Regions from separate parts of the Homo sapiens genome. Here region 2 is linked to region 1. Evidence: chromatin loops called from intact Hi-C (ENCODE). Cell type or tissue: HepG2. All regions are shown on one strand. Each heading gives the region's core, and the rest is flanking DNA. Links, peaks and the distances in the headings are about the cores only.

Region 1 (11,497 bases), core at 1,675-9,674:
TGTTTGTTTGTTTGATAAAGATGGGGTTTTGTTAATGTTGCCCAGGCTAGTTTCAAACTCCTGGGCTCAAGTGATCCATCCACCTTAACCTCCCAAAGAGCTGGGATTAAAGGCGTGAGCCACCACGTCTGGCTACTTTTTTCCTTAAATGCATAGTAGAATTCACCAACAAAGCCACAGTTCAGGGTTTTCTTTGTTGAAAAGTTTCTGATTACTCATTCTACCTCCCTGCTAATTAGAGGTCTGTTTAGATTTTCTATTGCTTCATGATTCGGTACTGGTAGGTTTTTTGTACATTTGTTCATTGTACTCTTATAATCCTATTTCTGTATAATCAGTGGTAATATCTCCACTTTCATTTCTGATTTTAGTAATTTGAGCCTTCTTTTCTTAGGCAATCTAGCTAAAGGTTTGTCAAGTCTGCTGCTCTTTTCAAAGAACCAACTTTTCATTTCATTGATTTTTCTATTATTTTTCTATTCTCTATTTATCTCTGTTTTAGTCTTTATTATTTCCTTCCTCCTGCTAACTTTGAATTTTATTTCGTCTTCTTTTTCAAGTACCTTAAGATCTAAAGTTACATTATTCTTTTCTAAAACATATGCATTTGTAGGTATACATTTCATTCAGTGCTGGTTTTGCTGCATCCCATAGTTTTGGTATGCTGCATTTTTGTTATTTGTCTCAAGGTATTATCAAATTTCCCTTGCAATTTCTTCTTTGCTCCACCAGTTAAGTGTGTTGGTTAATTCCCACATATTTGCAATTTTTTTCAGTTTGGGCAATTTCATTTTATATAGCTCCAGGAGAAGACTTGTCACCACTTCTTTTGTAAAGGCTGCTATACAAAACAATATTGAACAATTATTTGTTTTTGAACTGAATTCTGATATAATTTAATCTCAAAATCCTCTGAGAACTGCCCAAACTCTGATATTCTCTCCAATATATAGGCAGGTTATTAAAAAATCAACTCACTAGTTACTGGTGAAATACAGTAATTTTGTTGGTGGTACAGGATGGTACTAAACATATTGTGTCACTGTGCTGGATCAGCTGGAGTTATTAGATTGGTGCAAAAGTAATCGTGTTTTTTGAAATTAAAAGCAATGGCAAAAACCGCAATTACTTTTGCACCAACTTAATACTTGGGACTGGGATAACAGGATCACTCTTAATCCCATGGTCAAGGGTGCCATAGATTAGTGAATGAAATCTTCTCTTTTTATTAGAAAAAAGACATTTCCACACTAGCAATTCATCATTCACTTTTCTGGAAGTTTCTGGAGAGATTACGGCTAAACAATTCATGTATCTGATTAGTGTGCACAATGTGGGAAAGGCAGGCAGAGTGGGGGCTTTGGAAACATAATCTGAGACATATGACATTAAAACTCATTGACAGTGAGTTTGCTTTATTCTAACAAACTTGTGGGTTCAGACACTCGAGGATTCTTGAGGAGTTCTTTTGCCTTCAAGGCCATTTTGCACTAGGAGCCAACTTTTCTCCCCTTTGAAATTAGTAAATTGTAATTTTAAGAAAAATCTGTAGCATGTGACAAAGAACCTGTCCCAAGGACAGTTTGCTTCTGAAACTAATTTCCTAACAAAACCCTAACTGTGATGGTGACCATAGTAATTACGACAGGGAGGCAGCAAGCTACAGCCCACAAAAACAAAACTCAAGTTCTAGCTCTAACATTTATGAACCCTTTCATGTCATAAAATGGGGTCACCTTCTCTTGCCTTGCTTACTTCACAGGGTTTTGTGAAGATTAAAGAATGTATGCCAAGCGTTAACTGTAAAATGCTATGTTTGATTACAGGTGCCACATATGGATTAAATGTGCATTTTATATATATATATATCTATATACATACACATAGTAATACATAATCCATTACTATCCTAACTTAGATTAAAAAATGTATGCCAAGCGTTAACTGTAAAATGCTATGTTTGATTACGGGTGCCACATATGGATTAAATGTGCATTATATACATATATCTATATACACACACAGTAATACATAATCCATTACTATCCTAACTTAATACAGTATTATGCTTCTGATATTCTTATTTATTAGAAGAAAATAAAATTTACATGTCAATTCGTGAAGCATCTATGACTTTACTTACAAGCCCACAAGTTAGCCTGTTCCTGTTTCATTGGATGCTAGAAGACACAAGACTCCTGAGTCAGAGACAAAGGACTTCACTACACATAGCATAGCAGTATCCAAAGTGTCAGCATGGTCCCTTTGGCTCCCTTGTCTCTCAAATCCCATGGGGATGACTTGGAGAGGTGAAGACAGATGTTACATATGCAGTGGGTTTTCACCTCAACTGAGGACCACTGAGCTTCGCATTTTTACTGCTTTACAGTAAACAGAAAAAAAGACTTCTCTTTATTTAGGGTGATATGCTACCTCATTACTTAACATTGCTTACTGCAAATACAATCCTGAGAAATGGCCTGGGTAACAGGAGTTAGGGCCTTGCACTCAGCATGCCCAGCAAAAAATGTGCTGGATGGATGCTCAGAGCCCATGGCACATTACCTCTCCCAACCTTTGGATGAGATAAAACATGACCTCTCCCAACCTTTGGATGAGATAAAATATGACCTCTCCCAACCTTTGGATGAGATAAAATTTGATGTCTATTGTGCAATTTTGCTAAAATATTAAATAGAAAAGAATGGTAAAATTCAGTGACAATGCATCCAGAAAAGCAATTCACTTCCACTTCTGAAACATCTAGCTGGCTATGAAGGCCCTGACCAACATTTCCTAAAACTTACAAACATTTCCTAAGACTTGCATATATTTTATGCAATTGAAATTCTTATGATGTGACTTAGGAGTTATGGGCGAGTCTTATAGTGCAGACATTTCCACTTAAATGTCAGGAATTTTATGTATCAGCAGCTCTAGTGTATGGCACACAGAATCACTCAAATGGTTGGTGAACATAGTCTAGTTTCCTGTCTTCCTGTGTCTCAGCAGGAGATTCAAAATATCAGGGAAGATGAATATTATCAAAAGTTGTGGCGACCTCTTAATAGCATGATCATCTGGAGAGACTGAAGGCATTACGCAGGGTCAAGACTGTAATGACCTGCAATCAAAAAACCTTACAGACTTGAAGCTGAGTCTGTCGTTAAGTAGACATATAGATCATATAGATACTTTTCTATCTTTAAATGTGGTGGGGATGAGATGGGGGTTGAAGTAAGCGAATTTAAATTCACTTTCTAGTGAGACTAGCATCTAATCCTGGTGGCAAAACTTGTTTGGACACACCACTACATTCTAATTCTAAAATCAACAGCTGTGAGGTAGAGATCTCAAACCAAGCATGAATGATCACCATTCTTTTTTGTTTTAAAGTGGTTTTAATTACTTAGGAAACTTGCCCATGATTAGTGTGATTGAAAATGCCACTTTAACTGCAGTTGTAAAGTGCCTATTGATTCCTTATTGGAGTAAGAGACAGAGTACTACTTTAAAAAACTTCACTATCCTCAGTACTTTCAAAAATGCCCAGAGAGTTTTATCCTCTCGTAGGAGGCACACTCAAGAGCTTTTGTATGAAGAAAACAAATGGAACCCAGAATGAATTAGCCCCTTAGTAAAAGTTCCTGTTAGTCCCTTGCACGATGAACAAGAGTTCACGTTAGTTTCTTGCACGATGCATTCTAGATAAGGGCAGACTTTGAAGCTATATGGCCAGCAAAATCAGCATGCCAGTGTTTCCACAGGATGATGGGAACGTCACTGTGATGAGCTTTTCATCCAAGGTCTGGGTGGAGGTGGCAGAAAAACTATTCTGATCTATGCTCCATCATTTCTAGATAATCTAAGGATAAAGCCTGGACTATCTCCTGTAACTTACTCTTTGAACCTTATTATCTTATCCTATTCACTTCACCCCAATGAATTGCTTTTACAAAATTTATCTTGGAGGAGGGGCATTTGTCATCAGCAGATTCAAAACCTACTTACCGCACCTTGCTGTTGCAATGTCTAGCAAACTCCAGTTGAGGATATTACCTTAGGCTTCTGTCTTGTGAAGGCATAAGGAGACCTAGTGACAGAAAGGGGTCTGCTTTTCATGAGTGACTTTGTCCTCTTGTGAACAATGAAAATCAGAATCATGGAATGTGTGATTATTTTCTTCTCCATGAATGACCTTGTATTGTTCTGAATTATTTTTCACCTTAAATCCACTAATTGAAAGTTATTACTTTATTTTAAAAATAGTGCTTGAAGAAAATATCCCTCTTGCGGTTTTAACAAGTACTCTAAAACTAGAACTCTTTTAAAAATGACACATTTTGTAAATGGAAAGAAACAGTAATATTAATTTTGAAAAGACTGTTGATGTCACTGTGGTTTATTAGGTAAATACAAAGTATAGGCTCTTGCATTTTTTAAAAAGCAAAACCAAAGAGATTAGAAACCAAGTACACATATCCTCTTTAGAAGAGAAACATAAATCAGTTTTAACAATTAGGCACTTAAAAATGTAAATGTAAGACAACATTATAGAAGTATAAACTATAGTTACACTCCTAAATTCCTCCTGAAATGTTTACAAACACAAAATCACAAGCATGGAAAACAAATTTCCTCTTTATCAAAAAAGGAACCTGAATTTGAATCCAATGTGATAAACCAATGATTAAGGTACTGGTGGGTAGGAAAAAAGAGCTTCTGAAATTTACATATTTGATTAAAATGTAAGCATTTCATAAAACTATCACAATAGCATACAGTAGATATCATAATGAAAAATATATGTCAGGAAAATAATGAATCTAGACTTAAAATTTTACTTTACAACAAGGCACTTAACACATTGAAACAGTACAGTAAATTTCCAAAAGAATGCAATTGGCTACCTCTGAAACCTTGTAATAATATTTCTTTTGTGAATATACGGTAACATAACCATACATTTTGCAGCATTAATCATTGCATAGGAGGTAAATTAAATAATGAATTCTAACTTGGCAATTAGATTAGTTTTTGTTCATCGTTTCCTCTTTTTCTTTTAAAGGACAGTTTTAAATAATTTCACAATAAAGCACTCTTCTCATTCATGATTTATTTAGAACACAGCATAATGAGTAAGAAAATAAATCAGAACTTATAAGGTGTGTATCTGTATAAAAACTTATCTTTGGGTAACATTGACATGATTTTCAGTGTTTGGGTGTTGAAGTCAAGAGCACTTCTTAATAGAAGAAATATTTTCAGCAACTGAGTCAAAGGAGTTAAATTATTGCAACACAAGGACACTAAAAACAAATACTAAAAATCTTTATATATATAAATAGAAAAGCCTTCAACACATGGCATATAACTTATAATATGCTTGATTTAAACGTGTAAACTCATTAAGAAACTCCTTCTCACACTTCCTTACACTACAGAGGCTAGTGCATTAAGATTGGCTTAAAGTTTTCATCAGTTTTACAGTGCAAAACAAAAACAAAAAAGAATTAAGAAAGAAATGTTCAAACTATTCAAGGGGCAAGATGTGAACTTTCAACTAAAAAAGAAACTGCATGAGTTCTGTCATGTAAAAAAAACCAAGACAACAAATTTGGTGTTTCAAAGTAAACAAAACATAGGTCGTTATAAAGGGAGACACTAATGATTGTGATCATGAGAGGTAAAAATGTTCTACAAATTTTCTTTGATCAAATGGATACAAGGTTAGAATTACAAGTGCCTATAATCTGAGCACATTTTACCTTTGGGAAAGGTTTAAAATGCTTTTAAAATAATTCCTTTCACATGATACTTTCAGATTATTGGCAAACAACAGAAAACAAATGCCTTTCAAAAACTTGAAAACAGGCTTTTAAAAGTGGTGTTTGCATTCCAAGTCATAAAGTATATTGCCACAAGGGGGCACTGGTAATACAGGAAATAACCCTAATGCAATGTCATCCACAAACCAGAGTAGACTCAACGCTCACTCTCAAAACAGCCTTCCTGCCACAGCAAAACTTGTTTCCCAAGATGCCAGTAAATTAAGTAACAAATTCACAATTAGTTCAAGTGGACTCAGGAAAGGATGCTTTATTTTCAGATCTAGTGGACAAGCTCAAAAACTAGAATCTGAGAGAATTTCATTTGAAATGAGTTAGAAAAAAAATGTGGCATACTCTATAGGAATTATATGTTATAGGTATTTCACAGACAACCTAAATTACAGGAAAAGCTTCAAACAGGAGCATAGACTTGAAAAAAACAAAGATAATAAGATATGTATCTTAACTGGCAAAGAACAGGTACCCCAAACATTTATGATTTCAAAGGCAAGATCATACTTGTTTTATATCTTCAGTTTATATATATATCATACTTGTTTTATATCAAAGTGGCACATTGGGTTGAAGCTCAACTTTTCTTTCCTACATGTAAATGGGTTTTACTATTTGTTTTATTTTTCCATCTTGAAATTTTGATTCCCCCACCCTTATTTGCAAACCATGGACTTCCTCAACTCGATGACAGAGCTATACGACACATGCGTGTAAAGACATGGCAGCGGCAATGTCCACATTGGCATCACAGGTGTTTTTAAAGTTCTTTAAAAGGTGATGGTTTTTTTTAAATTAAAAAAAAACTGGATTACTTGACTAAAATCCAAGGCTTACTGTTTCAAGGATCTGTAGTAATTGGTGCACAATTTTTTATTTTATTAAGTTTAAACACTTTTTCTTATTCAATAGATGAAAAGTGAGTTATCCAGACACAGATGAATAAGGCTGTAAGGTGTATCAGTTTGTTTTATTTGAATTAGAGGCTCAAGGAAAACACCAGTGTTAGGAGAGCAAAATCCAGGCTTCTGTGTCAGATGATTTTCTTTACAATCGGGCAACAGGAACTTAAAAATCAGTGTTTTCAAGCAGAATACCTTGTTCTTGCACAAGTGTTGCTAGTTAATAAATGAATATAAGCGAACATTATATAGAATTATGTCTAAACTCATCAGGTAAACTAAGTATATGTTTATTATTGGTGTATTTAATAAGAAATACTAGAAAATTCTGTGTGCTTCAAAGCCTGCCAAGGATGTTTGGGGTTTTAATTCTTGTTTAAAATAACTGAATTAAAGAGTCTTGCTTCATGACTTTAAATTCAACTACCTTTCCTTTAGTGATTATTCTATAACATACAGAAAAAGCCATTCTGAAAACATACACAAGATTTTAGCACCAAAGGATGTTGACCCTTCTGAACGATTTGCATTGTGTTTTTCTCAAGCAACTTAAAGGTCAATTTTGTGTAGTCAAGGCTGACTAGTTTATAATGATACATTTGGGGATGTTTTCCATTCTAAATGAAAGAAAAATTTCACCTTCAATATAAACATAACTGCCTCCTTCTACCCGCATTGGCCTCTCCACCCTCTGCCCCAGTGTTGATAACTTTGCAACCTTAAAACTTTTCTAAGGTTTTAAAAGTCTTGCAAATTAACCTTCAAGTAGCTAAGAAATTAAGCCAAGAATTATCCAAAAGATCCAATAGCATTAAATAATGCACTAAATCTGGTAACATTAAATCTGATCAGATTTTTTAATCCATTTTTTGGCATCACCTTAAAGAAATTTAGAAACAGTTATCCCCCTTCACTGTATAGCTGTAACTAACACACTGATTCCGAGAGTATATTATAGTGCAGCACCATGTTATTTTCATAGGGTAAAAGTAAAATTACTCAATTGCGGCATATGTCCTTAGGACTAGTTATAAGAAACTGAGTCTCTTGCTAAAAGCAAGGATACATTAACTTTCAGGTTCCATCTTGGTTTTTCCATAAAGTACAACAGAAAAAGGAAGAAATCACCTTCAATGAAATTTGACCAAATACATTTCTGTGCTCCAATTAGGAGCCCTAAAATTGATCTCACACCAGGGCCTGACCTGGAAAGAAAACAGGCTCATTCCCCAAGTGGTGTGAACCTCAGTTGACACACACGTGTTTTCAGCCTGTGCTAGAAGAGTTGACTGCCCTGGGGCACCAGATCCAAATTTACAGGGCAGACAGCATCTAAGTGTGTACTCAAGGGCCACTCATTAGCAGAAACCATCTCATGTTTCCTGTGTATCTGTCATAGAGATTTTAAAGTGAAACATTTACACACATGTAAAATCTGTGGGGTGTGTCAAATACTTTCGTGTTTACTTGGATCAGCTTTCCTTTTTAAGATAAAATGATCTTTTAAAAACAAAACAAAACAAAACAAAAAAAAGTGATATGTAGCGCATTGGGTGGCAGCAGCAGTGTGCACTCCTGGACTCAACCCGAACTTTCCCCGTGACAGGGTAGAAACAAAATTCACCCAAAGCTGACGCACAACCCACGGATCTCCCCCTTGCTAAACCTAATGCTAAAAACCACTCTCAACATTAGGCAGTTCTATTTACACAGTGGCTGTAGATGTCCAGATATTTTATTTAAAATATTAACACATTCTTCTGACCTTGGGCTGAAAAATATCCTGAAAAAATTCTGAAGTAGAGGGTTTTGGTGGAGAAAGAATAAAGAAAGGAGGAATATGTTCTTTGGCACCTCTTTAACAAGCTCATTAGTAAAGTCCCGGGGTGGGGGCTTGTCACCAATGAATGAAGAGCTGCAAGAGAATGTATCTTTCTCAGGATGAAGAAGAAAACCAGTCAAAGGGCAATACTTTGTTCATCTTTCTAATCGTTTACACAAAATTTGGTCCATTTCTTCATTTACCAGTCAGTTCTCCTAAAATAAAAAACAAAACTATACCTTTGGTTACAGCGTTAACTCTTTTGGTGTAAGAGCTGATGCCTTTGTTTTGCTCCTCAGGTCGATTTCTCATTGTCTTCACCAATCTTCTGAACCCGTGAATACTTTTTGCATGATGATTTGAAGCAGCCAGGAGGCCAAGACAGCGGCCAGGAGAAGCAGCAAGGAATTGAGCCTTGTACATTTTTCTCAAAAAAATAAAAGATGGGGAACCACCATGCTCGAGATAAGAAATTAGTCTGTGAAGAGACCTTCAAGTTCTGTAAATGGTAGAAAAAAATTTAAATGAGACATATCTTTCTCAATTTGCATCCCAATTATTTTCTTAAATTGTCATTCACTGTAACCTAGGGAAAACAGAATTCAGAATCACATGGCAGTAATGATTTTCATGTCCTTTCCCTAACTCTACCATGACTCCGCTCCCCTAACACACCTAGGTGTCTTTCTTTCCTTTGTGGCTCATGCAATTTCTTCTGCCTGCAATTCCAGTAAGAATGGAGACTCTGGGAATGGATTTCAGAATTATTCAGGAGGAATAATTTTCAGGATGTGTGAGTGATCAAATCTAGGGGCCAAGCAAGTCAAAGAGTGAAAGAAGAGCTCAGAAGTTGAACACATTTAAGAGGAAAGATGAAAATTTTGGTTCAGTGGTGTCAGTAGTCAACTAGATGGAAGTGTAAGAAGGAAGATGGAAATGGGAGACTACAAAATAGGAAACAGAGCTACAAAGAGAAATAAAGTAATCCAAAGAAAGAGCATTTATTAGTGGACACCAAGAGTTGGACGTAGATCCTTTGGAAATGTAATATTTCAATTGCTCACAAATTCTCCAAATTGACAATATGGCAAGTCTATTCAAAGATAAGTAAGTCATGGTACACAGACCAACTCTATTACACCAAGGACACATACCAAGACTAGGAGAAAAGAGAGACTGGGAGGAATAATTCTGCCTTCGGACCAGAGGAAGAGAGCAAGAGTTAGAGACAGCTTCCTGGAAGAGGTGGCATTTGAGCTAGCTCTTTAAGTTTCAATGGGAGAAGAAAGAAAAGGCATCTGGAAACAAGGAAGCAGCAGTAGCAAATGAGGAAGAATCAGAAGGGAAGCCAGAGAGCACCATTATCACCAGAGGATATACCAAATCCAGTCATTCATAAGCTATTTATTTTGTGTGATTTTAAACAATAGCTGCTATCGGCTGGGCACGGTGGTTCACGCCTATAATCCTGGCACTTTGGGAGGCCGAGGTGGGAGGATCACCTGAGGTCAGGAGTTCAAGGCCAGCCTGGCCAACATGGTGAAACCCTGTCTCTACTAAAAATACAAAATAAAAATTAGCCAGGCGTGGTGTCGTGCACCTGTAATCCCAGCTATTTGGGAGGCTGAGGCACAAGAATCGCTTGAACTTGGAAGGTGGAGGTTGCAGTAAGCCAAGATTGCACCACTGTACTCCAGCTTGGGCAATAGAACAAGACTCTGTCTCAAAAAAAAAAAAAATTAAAAAAAATAGCTGTTACCTTCTCCTTAAAATTAATTTAAGTTGAAGGCAGGATTATGTCTTACCCAGCTGCACTACAATGCTTTTACAGAGAAGGTTCCTAAATTTTAATTTAGTACATATATTTTTTCATTCTAGTTTAAGTTACCTGAATTAGCAATGCACTGTGCTCCATAACTTTATGGCATTTTTATCCATAAATGGCATTTATATTTGTGAAGTTCTTTGCTTTATTTTAAAAAGCAGTAATGGATATATGTTTAAGTGAATGTGGCAACATCGGTTATCCCCATTAGGCTATCTAAAACCCCACGACATGAAAAGGGTCCACTGCATTCAAAGAAAAGAAATTATCCAAGCATCTTCACTGCTCTCACCTTTTCATTGGCCATTGAATGGTACCACCAAAACAGTCGTGTTGTGATATAATAAGCAATGATCACATCGATAGTGTAGTGTTCGTGTGCTACAAGAATGCAGATGATCCCGGCAGCACTCAGCAGCCAGCAGATTAAATGATACCACCAGAAGTGACGAGGCGAATCTGGACAGTAGAAAAATTACAGAGTTAATAAGATTCCCAGAGATGAATGTAATGATTACAGTCTGTCCTAACGACCTTAAGTAGAATAACCCAGGATCAGGAAGTCACCAGAAGGATAAAACTGATAACCTAAACTGAGTCACTATGAACTGCCCAGGATCTGCTCAGGTAGGAGGGAGGCAGAGGGGCTCCCTGGCAGCGGGCGTAATAGTCATTCACTGGGGAAGCTGGTAACACTAGACATTCTAGGCCTTACCCACGTGAATAAGCTGTTTAGTAAGAAAGAACAGAATTGTTTCTTATTAGGTTTGCTGGAATTGCTGCATACTGGCTCACATAAAGGAGCCACTTTCCCACTGGAAAGAAAGATAGTAGGGATCAAAAGAAAAGGTGGTGGTCTATGAAAATAAGGGGGGAAATGGGAAAGCAGGAGTAATTTCAGGTTTTAAATTTATATTATTTCTCCAGGGGTATGTGTAGGGTAAGGGGGTCAGAAGGAATGGCATTGTGGCTAGCAATATTTTGATTCTCAGCAATTTTACACTGTTATTGCCAATAGAAACTATAAAACATTCCCTCTGTAAAGGTTAGGGTTCCTAACCATTCACTTATGGACTCAGCCTTCCTGGTAAAGCCACTTAAAAGT
Region 2 (11,497 bases), core at 1,600-9,599, 330 kb after region 1:
CAGTGTTTGGTTTTCTGTTCCTGTGTTAGCTTGTTGAGGATAATGGCTTCTAAGCTCCATCCATGTCCCTGCAAAGAACATGATCTCATTCCTTTGTATGGCTGCATAGTATTTCATGATGTATATATACTACATTTTCTTTATCCAGTCTGTCACTGATGGGCAGTTAGGTTGATTCCACATCTTTGTTATTGTAAATAGTGCTGCAATAAACATACCTGTGCATATATCTTTATAGTAAAATGATTTATATTCCTTTGGGTATACCCAGTAATGGCATTGCTGGATCAAATGGTGTTTCTGGTTCTAGGTCTTTGGAATTGCCACACTGTCTTCCTCAATGGTTGAACTAGTTTACATTCCCACCAGCAGTGTAAAAGTGTTCCTATTTCTCCATAGCCTTGCCAACATCTGTTGTTTCTTGACTTTTTAATAATAGCCATTTTGACTGGCATGAGATGGTATCTTATTGTGGTTTTGATTTGCATTTCTCTAACGATCAGTGATGTTGAGCTTTTTTTCATATGTTTATTGGCTGTATATATGTCTTCTTTTGAGAAGTGTCTGTTCATGTGCTTTGCCCAATTTTTAATGAGGTTATTTTTTTCTTGTAAATTTGTTTAAGTTCTTTGTAGATTCTGGATATTAGACATTTGTCAGATGGATGGATTGCAAAATTTTTCTCTCATTCTGTAGGTTGTCTCTCTGCTCTGATGATAGTTTGTTTTTTCTGCGCAGAAGCTCTTTAGTTTAATCAGATTGCATTTGTCAATTTTTGCTTTTGTTGCAATTGCTTTTGAAGTTTTTGTCATGAAATCTTTGCCCATGCCTATGTCCTGAACAATATTGCCCAGATTTTCTTCTAGGGTTTTTATAGTTTTGGGTTTTACAGTTAAGTCTTTAATCCATCTTGAGTTAATTTTTGCATATAGTGTAAGGAAGGAATCCAGTTTCAATTTTCTGCATATGACTAGCCAGTTCTCCCAGCACCATTTATTAAAAAGGGGATCATTTCCCATTGCTTGTTTTTTTCAGGTTTGTCAAAGATCAGATGGTTGTAGATGTGCGGTTTTATTTCTGGGTTCTTTTTTCTGTTCCACTGGTCTATGTGTCTGTTTTTGTATGAGTACCCTGCTGTTTTGGTTACTGCAGCCTTGCAGTGTAGTTTGAAGTCAGGTAGCATGATGCTTCCAGATTTGTTCTTTTTGCTAAGAATTGAATTGTCTTGGTTGCACAGGCTCTTTCTTCATTCCATATGAATTTTATAGTTTTTTCTAAATCTCTGAAGAATGTCAATAATTATTTAATAAGAATAGCATCAAATCTATAAAATACTTTGGGCAGTATGGCCATTTTCATGATATTGATTCTTCCTATCCATGAGCATGTAATGTTTTTCCATTTGTTTGTGACCTCTCTGATTTCTTTGAGCAGTGGTTTGTAGTTCTCTTTGAAAAGGTCCTTCACTTCCCTTCTTAGCTGTATTCCTAGGTACTTAGTTGTCTTTGTAGCAATTGTGAATGGGAGTTCATTCACGATTTGGCTCTCTCCTTGTCTATTGTTGGTGCATAGGAATGCTTGTGATTTTTGCACGATGACTTTGTATCCTGAGACTTTGCTGAAATATCTCATCAGCTTAAGAATGATTTGGGCTAAGATGATGGGGTTTTCTAAATATATGATCATGTCATCTGCAAACAGAGACAATTTGACTTCCTCTCTTCCTATTTGAATACCATTTATTTCTTTCTCTTGCCTGACTGTACTGGCCAGAACTTCCCATTATTATGTTGAATAGAAGTGTTGAGAGAGGGTATCCTTGTCTTGTGCTGGTTTTCAAAGGGAAAGCTTCCAGCTTTTGCCCATTCAGTATAATATTGGCTGTGGACTTGTCATAAATTGCTCTTATTATTTTGAGGCTTGTTCCATCAATACCTAATTTATTGAGAGTTTTTAACATGAAGGGATGTTGAATTTTAGCAAAGGCCTTTTCTGCATTTATTGAGATAATCATGTGGTTTTTGTCTTTAGTTCTGTTTATGTGATGGATTACGTTTATTGATTTGTGTATGTAGAACCAGCCTTGCATCCCAGGGATGAAGCTGACTTGATTGTGGTAGATAAGCTTTTTGACTTACTCTCTGGATTTGGTTTGCCTGTATTTTATTGAGAATTCTTGCATCAATGTTCATCAAAGATATTGGCCTGAAGTTTTCTTTTTTTGTTGTATCTCTGCCAGGTTTTGGTATTAGGATAATGTTGGCCTCATAAAGTGAGTCAGGGAGGAGTCCCTCCTTTTCAATTGTTTGGAATAGTTTCAGAAGAAATGGTACCAGCTCCTCTTTGTGCCTCTGATGTAATTCACCTGTAAATCTGCCTAGTCCTGGGCTTTTTTTGGTTGGTAGGCTATTTATTACTGCTTAAATTTCAGAACCTGTTTTTGTTCTATTCAGGGATTCAACTTCTTCCTGGTTCAGTCTTGAGAGGGTGTACATGTGCAGGAATATCCATTTCTTCTAGATTTTCTGGTCTATTTGCATAGAGATATTTATAGTATTCTCTGATGTTTGTTTGTATTCCTATGGGGTCAGTGGTGATATCCCTTCTATCATTTTTTATTGTGTCAATTTGATTCTTCTTTCTTTTCTTCTTTATTAGTCTAGCTAGCAATCTATTTTATTAATATTTTCAAAAAACCAGCTGCTGGATTCACTGATTTTTTTGAAGGGTTTTTGTGTATCTATCTCTTTCAGTTCTGCTCTGATATTGGTTATTTTTTGTCTTCTGCTAACTTTGGGGTTTGTTTGCTCTTGGTTCTCTAGTTCTTTTAATTGTGATGTTAGGGTGTCAATTTGAGATCTTTCTAGCTTTTTGATGTGGGCATTTAGTGCTATAAATTTCCCTTTTAACACTGGTTTACCTGCATCCCAGAGATTATGGTATGTTGTCTCTTTTTTCTCATAGGTTTCAAATAACTTCTTGATTTCTGCCTTAATTTCATTATTTTCCCAAGAGTCATTCAGGAGCAGGTTGTTCAATTTCATGTAGTTGTGTGGTTTAGAGTGGGTTTCTTAATTTTGAGTTCTAATTTGACTGTGCTGTGGTCTGAGAGACTGTTTGCCATTATTTCAGTTCTTTTGCATTTGCTGAGGAGTGTTTTACTTCCAATTACGTGATAGATTTTAGAGTAAGTGCCATGTGGTGCTGAGAATGTATATTCTGTTGTTTTTGTGTGGAGAGTTCTGTAGCTATCTATCAGGTTCACTCGATCCAGAGCTGAGTTCAATTCCTGAATATCTTTCTTAATTTTCTGTCTTGATGATCTAATATTGACAATGAGGTGTTAAAGTCTCCCACTAGTAATATGTGGGAGTCTAAGTCTCTTGGTAGGTCTCTAACAACTTGTTTTATGAATCTATGTGCTCTGGTATCGGGTGCATATATATTTAGGATAGTTAGCCTCTTCTTGTTGAATTGATCCCTTTACCATTATGTAATGCCTTTCTTTGTCTTTTTTTTTTTTATCTTTGTTGGTTTAAAGGCTGTTTTTTCAGAAACTAGGATTGCAAACTCTGCTTTTTTTATGCTTTCCATTTGCTAGGTAATTTTTTTTTCATCCCTGTATTTTGAGTCTATGTGTGTCTTTGCATATGAGATGGGTCTCTTGCATACAGTACACTGATGGGTGTTGACTCTTTATCAAGCTTGCCATTCTGTGTCTTTTAATTGGGGCATTTAGACCATTTCCATTTAAGTTGTTATTGTCTTTTGTGAATTTGATCCTGTCATCATGATGCTAGCTGGTTATTTTGCAGACTTGTTGGTGTAGTTGTTTCATAGTGTCATTGGTGTTTGTACTTCAGTGAGTTTTTGTAGCAGCTAGTAATGATTTTTCCTTTCCATATTTAGTGCTTCCTTCAAGAGCTCTTGCAAGGCAGGGCTGGTGGTGACAAATTCCCTCAGCATTTGCTTGACTGAAAAGAATTATATTTCTCCTTTGCTTATGAAGCTTAGTTTGGCTGGATATGAAATTCTGGGTTGGAAATTCTTTTCTTTAGGACTGTTGAATATTGAATATTGGCCCCAAATCTCTTTTGGCTTATAGAGTTTCTGCTGGGAGGTCCACTGTTAGTCTGATGGGCTTCCCTTTGTATGTGACCTAACCTTTCTCTCTGGCTACCCTTAACATTTTTTCCTGCATTTCAACCTTGGGAAATCTGAAGATTATGTGTCTTGGGGTTGACCTTTTCATGGAGTATCTTACTGGAGCTCTCTGGATTTTCTGAATTTGCATGTTGGCCTGTCTTGCTAGGTTAAGGAAGTTCTCCTGGATGATATTCTAAAGTATGTTTCCCAACTTGGTTCTCTTCTCCCTGTTTCTTTCAGGCACCCCAATCAGTCGTAGGTTCAGTCTTTTTACCTAATTCCATAGTTCTCAGAAGTTTTGTTCATTCTTTTTCCTCCAATCTTGTCTTTCTGTCTTATTTCAGCAAGGTAGTCTTCAAGCTCTGAAATTCTTTCCTCTGCTTGCTCTATTCAGCTATTGATACTTGTGGTTGCATTGTGAAGTTCTTGTGTTGTGTTTTTTGGCTCCATTAGGTCATGTATGTTCCTCTCTAAACTTGTTATTCTGGTTAATGGCTCCTACAATGTTTTATCATGTTCTTAGCTTCTCTGCTTTGGGTTAGAACATGCTCTTTCAGCTCATTGAATTTCATTATTACCTACCTTCTGAAGCCTACTTCTGTCAGTTCATCCATCTCAGCCTCAGCCCAGTTCTGTGCCCTTGCTGGAGAGGTGTTGCAATTATTTGGAGGAGAAGAGGCACTCTGGCTTTTTGAGTTTTCAGCATTTTTTCATTGATTCTTTCTCATCTTCATGAGTTTATCTAGCTTCGATCTTTGAGGCTGCTGACCTTTGGATGGGGTTTTTGTGGAGACTTTTTTGTTGGTGCTGTTGTTGTTGCTTTCTTTTGTTTGTTTGTTTTTCTTTTAAGAGGCCCCTCTTCTGTAGGGTTGCTGCAGTTTGCTGGGGGTCCATCCTGCACCTGGAGGTGTCACTCCCGGAAGCTACAGAACAGCAAAGATGACTGCCTGCTCCTTCCTCTGGGAGCTCTGTCCCAGAGGGGCACCAAACTGATGCTAGCAGGAATGCCCCTGCATAAGGTGTCTGGTGACTTCTGTTGGTGGTGTCTCACCCAGTCAAGAGGCATGGGATCAGGGACTCACTTAATGAAGCACTCTGGCTGCCCCTTGGTAGAGGGGGTGTGCTGCACTGGGGGGAATCTCATTAGTCGGGGACAGCCCGGACCCCTCAGAGCCAACAGAGAGAAAGATTTAAGTCTACTGATTAATGGAGACGGTGGCTGCCCCTCTCCACAGGGGCTTCATCCCAGGGAGATCAGAGTTCTGTCTATAAACCCCTGGCTGGAGTTGCTGAAGTTCCCACAGGGAGGCCCCACCCAGTGAGGAGGGATGGGCCAGGGTCTGGCCTAAAAAGACAGTCTGGCCATGATCTACCACAGCTGTTGGGCTGTGGAGAATTCCTCCTGGGTCCAAACCACCCAATCTCCCTGGCACCGGCAGGGAAAACGACAGACTGGAGCTGCAGTGATGGCTGCTGCACCTCCCCCAGGAGCTCAGTCATCTTAGGCAGCTGGCAGCCACACTGATGATGGCCGCCCCTCCACCCGGGGGCTCGGTAGTCTTAGGCAGTTTCCAGCAAAGTGGCGGCCAAGAATCTACACAGCTCTGGGCTTGGGACCCAAGGCCCGGGTAGCATGGGCTCACGAGGGGATCTGATCCACAGGTTGCACAGATCCGTGGAAAAAGCATAGTTTCCCGGGTGGAGTAACACACTCACTGCCTACCTTGACTGGGGATGGGAGCTCCCCTTGCCCCATGCTGCTCCCTGGTGGGCCATAACTCGCTCTGCTTTTTCTCCGCTGTCCATATGTTGCGCTGTCTAGTCAGTCCCAACGAGAGAACCTCAGTTGCCGGTTTAGGATTAACTTGCCGTTTTCTTTCTTCTCAGTGGGAGCCTCCAACTGCAGGTGTTTCTAGGCAGCCATCTTGCCCCCGCCCCGCCTCGAGTGGTAAGACTTTTTAAAAAGAGATTATGTCTATAAGGTAGATTTGTAAAGGTGGAATTAGTGCATCAGAGTATTAGCCTTCTTAAAACAGACTCTTGACATCTAACTATATCCACAAGTTATTTTTCCCAACATTTACATTATGCAATAAAGAACATAAACAGAAAACTGTATACACATAAGCATAGTTCATTTCTCATTTATTTATTACAAAGCAAATACCAGTTTACATACATTACCATTGCTCCAGACATGCTCTTAATGCACCCTCCCAATCACTATTTCATTCTTTCCTTGCAAAGGAAACCACAATCTTGTTTTTTGGAATTTGCTTCCTTGCTTTTATTTATAGTTTTACCATTGAAGCATATATCCCTAAATACTAGAGTTTGGTTTTGTCTGCTTTTAAAACTTTATATAAATGCAGTCATACCATCTGTGTTTGTCTGAGTTCTCATGTTTGATTTTACGTTTGTAAGATTCATTTTTGTTGCACATAGCTGGCAAATTGCTCATCGGTATTTTGTTTCTGGATCATACACATTCTGTGAAACAAATGCTAACTTGTAGCTCATTCCCCATTACTTTAAATAGAAAATAAAAGTATGCTGTAGCACTCCCATTCCACCTGTTTCTTAAATGGAACTAAAGCAGTAATTATGTATATTACTTATATACACAAGCAATAGATTCTAAAATGCTTACAGTATGGCTTTCTGATCACCAAACAATAAGAGTAGTGGTTAATAAGCAATTGCTTTGCATGCAGTAATACATTGCACTTCCCTTCTTTTGGCAATCTTCAGCTTTTAAAAAAGTCTGTGTAAGGTCTGACATTTTAACAGTTGTATTTGGACTCACTGAATTTGACTACATTGTTTAATATGTTTTAATAAGATTTAGGGATATAAATACAAAACTTTCCCATGTAAACGTCAGCCAAAATAATTTGTGCTGAAAGGTGTATTTTATGAAAGCCGGGTATTAAATATCAAAAGACATTCCACCATAAAACATTAGCCAGTTAGATGCTCTGAGGGCTATGATTGTAGATGACTCATTTTAATTGTATAGTCATTAACTGATTAAATTCCGGTATTGGTATGTTTACAATCATTGGGTGGTTTGTAGGGGCAGTTATTTTACATTGCAGAGATGCAGGTGCTGTTTAATAATGGAGTTAGTTCTTTCTCTACTTTCATTTTCCTTAATCCCCAGAGCCCTTCAGCCTACTTACAAAATAGGAGCCAGTGCATCTTGAGATTTTATTACTTTTGTTCATCTTTGGGTATCTGGGGAGAATTAGCTACATAACTCTAAGGAGGAAAGATGGAACCAGGAACTGCTGCTGTATAGCATTTTGCATAGGTTTTCAGGAGTAAACCTCTATTTGACTGATGGTAGCACAGCAAACATCAACAAATCACATTTCCCAGTGTCGGTAGATTGAAATAAAGCACAAACATGTCCTGTTGGTTCTGTTTTTCTGGGGAACCCTGACTAGTACATTGACCCATGAAGACTAAAGGCTCAAACACAGGAGTTATCTGAGGTTAGTATCTGCATGTCCATGGCAAAAAGCCTCCAACCAATGTCAACAACCACCCAGTAGTTTGATAGGATGCAATATCATTATGCATGAATAAATTTCCCCAATTCATAAACTATTACAGTAACACCAAGATGATTTAAAATAGTTTTCCCTTCCACTTAATGCAATTTTTAAAAGCTTATAATAGACAGTGATTCTTCCTGTAAGGCCAGAGATCTAAGTTACTCTATGGTTTGAAACAGTGGATTATTTTAATGTAGAAGGAATAGCATTTTTTGACAGACTCTGCTAAACTACTTAAGGCTGAAGACTGTCATGTCAGGTAACTTCAACAGATGATCACAATGCCTGACATAGAATCCATGTGTTAAATCTTCCTAAAATGAATAAAAAAAGGTTATGGAGATCTACGGGCAGTGGGGGTTATGAGGCCAATGTTGCTTGATGAACCTTATCTCTAGTAGATGAAGCTACTTCCCAAGCTTGGCTGTCCAAAATGTCAAAAATATGGCCCCTAGGAATGTAAAATTTTACATATTTGGAAGGAATGGGGTGGACTTGGGGTTCTCAATTGCAAAAAAGTTGATATTACATATTTTAAGGAAACTTTCAAGAGTAACTTGGGTTAGGACTGTCTCATATGGAGTTTCCTGCTAATAGATTATGGGGGCCGGTGGGGGCGGTGTAACTCAGGGAATTTAATCTGTGTCTGTGGTCCCTTTGCTATGGTTAATGACCAGCGAACAGCTCTCCAACAATTGTCCTCAATATCCATCAGAGTCTCCCAGAATGGGGTCATTACTTTTCTATTCCCCAATACTTTCTAATTTCCCCATATCAAATATCTAACAATCTATAAGGCAGATATGAAAAGTTATTTACTAAAAGGTCAGATGTACCTCAAAAAGAGCAGTTCAGTGAAGAGGGAACCATGCCTATAACTTATTGCATTCCCCTGTGCTACATAATGCCTTATTGATTTAGGCATTTGAAAGCAGAGTAACCTAAATGGGCTTTCTTTCTCTTTCATCCCTGCTCCTCTTTCTGGGGACTTCTATGTCCAGTCCCCAAATCCTGATACGTTTTCTTTCCTCTGAGAAACTTCTACCATTGTTACAGGAGTTTGCAAACTCCAATGGCTTTGGCTTTGGTCAGGTACTCACGCATATTCTCCTTTGGTCAAACTTGGCTGGTTTTGAAAGAGAAGAGGAAGATCCCAATGGTGTGAGCAAGAGGGGACCCTGCATCAAGCCCTATGCTTTGGGGGACCCTGTTTATCACAAATATACACACAAAATGTAAAATTTTTAAAGAGTGCATGGGTACCTCCATCCATTGATTTCTGGAGCTCAATGCAATTGCAGCGTGACCTATGGCCGTAACCAACTGCCCTCCTGACTAACGCTTCAGGCCCCAGAGAAATGCTTCTCACATTGCTTTCCCACTGTCCTTGAACGAAAGGTGAGTATGTCTTCATGTCATGTGTGGTGTTGATTGTACTGCTGCCAATATTGAAGATGTAAAGTACCTCAGGAAGCAAAAAGGATTTGAATGGCAAAAGTATATAAGTAAGAGAAAAAGACAAATTAACTCATCAAACTCTTCCTCTCAGAGAGCATAAGTGCAACGGCTTCTTGCATCATGAAATATCATTTCCCAGTAGTGCTGAGAGTCCATGTTCTCTTCACGTTTCAATTTGTGGATCTAGAGATACTTACGAAAAAAGCAAAGTACTTTCCACAGTTTGTACATGGTTGCTGAGGTGCGTTTTTCAATATTACATTTCCTATCACTTACATTTTAGATATGTAGGTCTAGATGTAATACTGGTGAAGGGTGATAGCAATTCTTTGCATTGGCAACTCGATGGACAGCGAATGCCAGAATCATGAATGGTTTTGAAATGGGAAAAGTTCCCTTGTCCCCCTCACAGGGCATGTGCTGGGGGTGTGGCTTGCTTCCTCAGTGCCCCGCTGCTCAAAACCCCTAGTGGGAGCAGGTAGACAGGCAGGTTGTGGGGAGCATGAGCTCTGACCCCGCCGCAGCATCTAGGCGTGAATGTTTACAGCTCCTGAAGCCATAGTGGGCATGTTATAGTGTGCTCTTTTAGTTTTGCCGTCTGTAGATGGCTCGTGTCCTTACTGCAAAGACAGAGGGCTTTCTATATTCTGGGGTTCTTGCCTTGGTGTACAGGAAAAATCGGATCATTCGTGGGCTTAGAGAATGAGTGCAAGGCTTTCTTGAGTGGTGGAAGTAGCTCTCAGCAGATGTATGGGGGACCAGAAGGTGTGTGGAGTGGGAAGGTGGTTTTCCCCTGGAGTTGGGCTGCTCAGTGGCTGGACTCTCCTCCGACTACTCCAGCCAAATTCCCCTCGGAGTCTGTGTTGTTCCGCTGATCAATTGCCTGACGGCGTCTGTGTCTGACAGGCGTCGCTGGTGCCCGTTGGTGTGTTCTTCCACTCCTCTGCTCCTCTCCAGCCACGACGTCCAGCCACCTGTGTGCCCTTCTTCTGGTGTGTTCCTCTCAACGTCCAGCTGCTTGTATGCATGCCCAGTAGAGTCTCGGGATTTTTATAGGCACAGGATGGAGGGCATGGCGGGCCAGGGTGGTCTTGGAAAATGCAACACTTGGGCACGAAAACAGGAGTGGCTGTCCTCACGTAGGTCTGTGGGCGCAGGCCCAGGGATGGAGCCCTCGCCAGGGACACCACTCTTCTCCTCCCAGCACTTCCCTGTCCCTGTCCTTTATCAGTTTAATTTTCATAAATATATGTAATAGATTTACACATATTTTTAAAATATTAAATTAGATTTTAGTTTTCTTTACATAATTTTACTTGATATTTTGATACTTAATAGTAATATTTATTTTGCCCTTTCATTTTAATAATATGGAATATATTAGAAGAAAATCATTGTTTTTGGAAATATATATAATTTTAATTTTCTTTTTTATTTTTGGTGAAAATATATCCGCATTTTATATATAGTGAATACCATACATTTTATTTTAAATGTATTAGATCACTTTTGTCAGTAGAACAAAATTATGTAGAAGCTTTCACTCTAACAACATAATTAGTGATTTTTCTGAGTTGTAGGCAAAAAAATTTCATGAAAAATACACAATTTCTTTTATTAGTCATACGAACATCACAGACTCATCAACAGAATATCCAGATCTGCAGAATAGTAATTAAATTGTCTTTTTAAATATTTTGCCAACTTTCATTCATTTAAAAACCGTAGCTTTACATAGCCTCTTCAGTCTTGCTGTTATGAACGTATTTGTAAAAGTAGGAGGATAAAACATACTTCATTTAACAGTTAGGTTGATTTTTAACTTGAAATACTTAGATACATGGCCTTACACACCTGAGAGCTGGCCTCCTCTCAGCTAAGCTTTCGGGTGGCAAGGAGCTGGCTTAGTACTTATAGCCAGATTGTGGAATTCTCCTGTGGACCGTGGACAGTGTCACAGAACACCAATGCCAGACAAGGCTGCCCTGGGACCATGAGGGAGCAAGGCAAAAACAGGACCACTCTGGAATCATGCTCTGAGAACAAGAACATTTTTCAAGATGAGAAGTGACCAAACAAACATCCTCCTCTCCTTGTTACTATGAGAGACTGCTACTTCCTTATCAGTGCAACTTCGCCTCTACTTTCTTATAATTTTTCTAGATAAGAATCATTAAGATTCTCAAATATAAAATTCCACTCACTTCCTGAAAGCACCCAACCCCTCAGCAAAGTCTCACATCCTTAAACTCTCTTCAGAACTACTTACCCTGAGCCCAAATCCTGTAAGGCCTTTCAAGTGCCCTCTTATTGAGAAGATCCATGTCCTTCAT

The links. Peaks named below come from ENCODE experiments on the same cell type or tissue, not always from the same donor. Only the 100,000 strongest peaks of a DNase experiment are listed, where the experiment ranks them.
Region 2: a loop joins it to region 1, with 7 times the contacts of the local background. A loop is called at or near these places in 2 of 110 quality-filtered maps.

What each region holds. Positions count from the first base shown.
Region 1 is chr4:107,907,919-107,919,415 of GRCh38, reverse strand. It overlaps SGMS2 (sphingomyelin synthase 2), which reads right to left. Exons shown (of 7, transcript NM_001375905.1): 6 at 10,685-10,851; 7 at 4,369-9,066. The coding sequence ends at 8,863. All of the region lies in intron 1 of CYP2U1-AS1 (CYP2U1 and SGMS2 antisense RNA 1), which reads left to right. It overlaps LOC107986298 (a long non-coding RNA gene), which reads left to right. Exons shown (of 2, transcript XR_001741784.2): 2 at 8,867-11,497. Among named protein-coding and RNA genes, the nearest start is that of CYP2U1, 18 kb to the left of the region's middle. In HepG2, for the core only: a CTCF peak has its summit at 5,934 (motif pointing right); a DNase peak (open chromatin) is centred at 5,955.
Region 2 is chr4:107,573,606-107,585,102 of GRCh38, reverse strand. LOC105377358 (a long non-coding RNA gene) reads left to right here. Exons shown (of 3, transcript XR_939059.3): 2 at 6,034-6,094. Among named protein-coding and RNA genes, the nearest start is that of PAPSS1, 140 kb to the left of the region's middle. In HepG2, for the core only: a CTCF peak has its summit at 5,910 (motif pointing left); a DNase peak (open chromatin) is centred at 5,912; H3K4me3 peaks cover 528 bases.